Regions from separate parts of the Homo sapiens genome. Here region 2 is linked to region 1. Evidence: read pairs that join two places in POLR2A ChIA-PET (ENCODE). Cell type or tissue: HepG2. All regions are shown on one strand.

Evidence for each region. Peaks named below come from ENCODE experiments on the same cell type or tissue, not always from the same donor. Only the 100,000 strongest peaks of a DNase experiment are listed, where the experiment ranks them.
Region 2: POLR2A ChIA-PET joins it to region 1 with 11 read pairs; 2 of 35 experiments call an interaction of 5 or more read pairs at or near these places.

The regions. Positions count from the first base shown.
Region 1 is chr1:39,825,533-39,828,032 of GRCh38, reverse strand. It overlaps LOC105378667 (a long non-coding RNA gene), which reads right to left. Exons shown (of 4, transcript XR_947221.3): 2 at 2,330-2,470. Among named protein-coding and RNA genes, the nearest start is that of LINC02811, 9.3 kb to the right of the region's middle. In HepG2, a CTCF peak has its summit at 1,278; no DNase peak of the experiment used is centred here.
Region 2 is chr1:39,932,884-39,935,383 of GRCh38, reverse strand. No RefSeq gene overlaps it. Among named protein-coding and RNA genes, the nearest start is that of MFSD2A, 21 kb to the left of the region's middle. In HepG2, no CTCF peak of the experiment used is centred here; a DNase peak (open chromatin) is centred at 943.

The DNA of each region.
Region 1 (2,500 bases):
TTGGGCTGGGCATATTTACAAGCTAGAAAGAAGGCTAGTGTGGCTACAGAAGAGTGAATGACAGGGTGATTTGTAAAAGACAAAGTCAGAGAAGTAGCCAGGCACTAGATAAGGACTTTGGATTTTATTTTATTTATTTTTTAATTTAAAAATTTTTTTTTGAGACAGAGTCTCAACTCTGTCACCCAGGCTGGAGTCCAGTGGCACGATCTCAGCTCACTGCAACTTCCACCTCTTGGGTTTAAGTGGTTCTCCTGCCTCAGCCTCCCGAGTAGCTGGGACTACAGGCAGCTGCCACCACGCCCGGCTAATTTGTTTTTGTATTTTCAGTAGAGGCAGGGTTTCACCATGTTGGCCAGGCTGGTCTCGAACTCTTGACCTCAAATGATCCACCCACCTCGGGCCCCCAAAGTGCTGGGATTACAGGCGAGAGCCATTGCGCCAGGCCTGGATTTTATTAAAGGAAGGAGTTAAAGAGTTTTCTGGCTGGTTTGTTCGTTTAGTGAGGGGAGGAATATGATCTGATTTACACGCTAAAAGATAAGTCTGGCTGCTCTGTGAAAATAGACTGTAAAGGCATAACAAGGATGTGGACTGTGGAAGCAGGAAAAAGGTTAACGGGATGTTCTGGCTGGAACCAGCGCCTGGAGCTCGAAGTTTTGAGCTGTCTCTCTGCCTTGGGGCATCCCCTCCCCATCTTATCTTATCACATTCACTGATTTATCTTCCTGTGGAAAAAGGAATCAGAGATCATAACTTCATAAAGGAATGACTACCCTGCCTCCTAGCTTATTAGACCAGCGGAGGGCCAGCCAGGCCAATCACACTCCTCCCAGGAATTTCAAATTGCAGCTCAGTCCTAGCTGGGTACACTTGAACAGAGAAATACAAGAACTGTGTTTGGTCATACACACGAAATAACTATTTGTTGTTATGAATGGGTGCACTACAAAACAGAGAAGGCTGATCTTCAGAGAAGGAGAAAAGCAGACAATGCAGGAGGGAATCCCAGATGAGGAAAGGAGAGAGAGATTCCTGTTGACTTCCCAGTTCCTCGGTCCCGACCCTCCTGAGGCCTAGTGTGCTTCCTTGGGTTCCTGAGATACCTCTATTTCCTTGTAAAAATTTCCATTTTCGCCTAAGTGCATTTCATTTATGTTTACCCCCAAGGCTCCTTGTTCCAGGGTGTGCACTTTCCGGGCTCCTGGCCTCGACGGCCACATTGTTCTCATCTGGGGCTGGTGGAGCCCTTGCTTCCCCACAGCCTCACCAGCTGGGGGCCTTGTTGCCTTGTTTTTTCTAGTTTTATGGGCCTATGAGGTTATCTTAAAGGTAACTGATTTTGCATTTATTTCCTGGTCAGACTTTCATTTTCCTAAGATAACTTTATATTCATGTTGTTTACATTTTAAGTGCTTTCTGGGTAGAATCCAGTTTCAAACTTAAATACTCAATTCAGTTTATTGGATAATAAACGTATCTGGTTTTTTTTTCTTTTTTTGGGTTTTGGTTTTGCATTTTCCCACATTCTCTTTCTTTCCTTTGTTTTGTTTCTATTTTTGTTTTTGTTTGAGACAAGGTCTCACTCTGTCACCCAGGCTGGAGTACAGTGGCACGATCTTGGCTCACTGCAACCTCCGTCTCCCGGGCTCAAGTGATCCTCCCACCTCAGCCTCCCGAGTAGCTGGGACTACATGTGCCACAGTGCCTGGCTAATTTTTGTATTTTTTTATAGAAACAGAGTTTTGCCATGTTGCCCAGTCTCGAACTCCTGAGCTCAAGCGATCCTCCTGCCTTAGCCTCCCAAAGCGCTGGGATTACAGACGTGAGCTACCTCGCCCGGCCTCTTTCCTTTTTATATCCTACAGAAGATAAAATAGAAATGAATTCATTCATCAAGCATCCTTTGAGTTTTTACTGTGTATCAGCCCTGAGTATATGAAGATGAACATGTCATGGTCCCCGTCCCTCACTTTGCCCACCTTAGAGAAATCGGTTTCCTGGGCCCTCCTCTGCTCTTGGGCCGCAAGCCCTCCCTGAATGATCTCATCTACTCTCAGGCTTTGGCTCCCACCTGTTCTGCAGGATGAGCAGGCTTTTTTGTTTGTTTTTTAATGATATGTGACTATTATCCCGTGCCCTTTGTCTTCAGTGCTTGCATGTTCAGTTTGACCCATGGGAAATTCCCCTCAGATATTTCTGTTACTATCAGAAATACCTTGGTGCTGTCCACAGGTATAGCTTGAGTTAAACTGGCTCACACACTAAAAAGCGTCTTCGCATGCACCCGTGGGACAGGGGTGGCTCTTCAGGAGCCAGCAGAGCTTACCCAGAAGCAACTCAGCAGCGCTGAATCTACTTGGACCTTTGGCCTGTGGACTGCCCTGCACGGCCCTGGCAGGAGTGAGGCTGCCTGTCCCAGAAGTGACACATGGGTACTCCTCGGAAGAGTCTATGTGGCTTCTATTCACTGTCAAAGAGGGAAGTGAGTAAGGAAGGG
Region 2 (2,500 bases), 110 kb before region 1:
ACCTTAGACCAGATGAAAATCATGGGGGAGGGGGCTGAAATTCTTCCACCCCTAAGCAGAACAATCCAGAAGTGTTAGCTATTGGTTTTTCTCTTTTTTTTTTTTTTTTTGAGACAGAGTTTCATTCTTTTTGCCCAAGCTGGAATGCAATGGCGCAATCTCGGCTCACTGCAACCTCCACCTCCTGGGTTCAAGTGATTCTCCTGCCTCAGCCTCCCGAGTAGCTGGGATTACAAGTGCACACCATCATGCTCGTCTAATTTTTTGTATTTTTAGTAGAGATGAGGTTTCACCATGTTAGCCAGGCTGGTCTCGAACTCCTGACCTCAGGTGATCTGCTCGCCTCGGCCTCCCAAAGTGCTGGGATTACAGGCGTGAGCCATCACGCCCGACCGCTATTGGATTTTCTAAGTACCTCCTCATTCTTTCCATCTCCACTCCAGTCTCCCACTCTGACCACCACATCCTCCCTTACAGCTCTGTTGGTCTCTCCTAGGAAAGCCTCAGGGGTGTGAACCTCTAGTCATGCTCAGTTCTTGACATGTCTCACGTTGATTCATTCTGTCTCCCTGACCAGGCTGCAGCTTCTGGGTTCAGGAACTGGGCCAGGATCCCTTCATTCAGGCAGGCACTTACTGAGCCCTGACTCTGTGTCAGAGTCCTCGAGGAGTTCAGAGTCTGAGGGAGAAACCAACAGGTAAATAAATCATTGCAGTAAGAGTGTGATAAAAATTATGATAGAAGAAAACAGAGGAAAAATATGGGCAAAGTTGCCACATTGCACAACTCTGGGGGTCCGTATGACTCGTCTCCTCTGGGGTTGTGCAATGAGCCCTGGTCATGCGCAAGACCAGAGGAGGAGTCTCATCCAGTGTGGGAGGTCCAGGCAAGCGCCTCAAGGAGACCAGGCGTTAGCTGAGGCTCAAAGGGCAAGTTTGCCAGGCAGATGGGGAGTGAAGGGCAATCCAGGCAGAACAAACCACATGTGCAAAGCCACAGCGGGATGAGGAAACATGTTAAATGTTGGGAAATATCAGGAAATACATTTTGGCTGACGTACTGGGTACATGTGGGAGAATGCCTAGAGCTTGCTTGTTAAATGAATTAATGACTATAATAATAAAAATCATAATCACCAACATTTGTTAACCACTCTGTCTATGCCAGGCACCGTGCTAAGTGGTGTACATGCATTTGTTCATTCTAACTTCACAACAACCCCGTGAGGTAGGTTCTTTATTACCCTCCTCTCTGCAGATAAGGAAGCAGAGGCTCAGAGAAATTAATCAACTTGCTTAAGGTCACAGAACTAGTGAACTGCAGAGCCAGGTTGGAAACCTGGATCTCCTGATTCTAGAACACTGGGCCCTTGACCACTACTTCCCTCAATACTAGTGTCCTTGACTTTGGGCAGTCGTGGCTTCAGTGCAGACCGAGGAAGAGACCAGAAGTCACATCAGGCCCCCTTTAAGCTTCTCCAGCAGCAGGGCTCTCTGTGGGTATTGGCATTGACAAGGGTCAACTCCACTGAGACCTGGAGCAGGAAAAGGGGAAAATGGGGAGGGGGCCTCATGAGCTAATTCTCTCTGCATATATGAAAAGCCTCTGGGATTCCCAGAGCTCTCCAGAAGGAATTTGAGGGAGGCAGGGTCCTGCAGAGCCAGAAAAACACTATTTGGTGAAATTGGGTGTTTTTTGTTTTTTGTTTTTGAGACGGAGTCTTGCTCCGTCCCCCAGGCTGGAGTGCAGTGGCATGATCTCAGCTCACTGCAACCTCCGCCTCCCGGGTTCAAACGATTCTCCTGCCTCAGCATCCCAAGTAGCTGGGACTACAGGCACGTGCCACCACGCCCAGCTAATTTTTGTATTTTTAGTAGAGATGGGGTTTCACCATGTTGGTCAGGCTGATCTTGAACTCCTGACTTCAAGTGATCCGCCCGCCTCGGCCTTCCAAAGTGCTGGGATTACAGGCATGAGCCACCATGCCTGGCCTGAAATTGTTTTTTATCCTGGGCATGATGTAGCCTGGTCACACCCTGAAAAATGTCAAATTCTCTTCTGTTCACTCACACCTGCATTCCTTCTCATGTCACCTGTTTTTTTTTTTGTTGTTGTTGTAGTTGTTTTTGTTTTTTATTGAGACAGTGTCTTGCTCTGTTGCCCAGGCTGGAGTGCTGTGGTGCAATCACAGCTTAATGCAACCTTCGCCTCCTGGGCTCAAGCGATTCTCCCATCTCAGCCTCCTGAGTAGCTGGGACTACAGGTACCCACCACCATGCCCAGCTAATTTTTGGATACTATTTTTGGTAAAGACGAGCTCCTGCCATGTTGCCCAGGCTGGTCTCAAACTCCTGGGCTCAAGCCATCTAACCACCTTCACCTCCCAAAGTGTTGGGATTACAGGCATGAGGTACCACGCCTGGCCTGTCACCTGTTTTTGGTTTTTGTTCTTTTTTTTTTGAGATGGAGTCTCGCTTTGTCGCCCAGGCTGGAGTGCAGT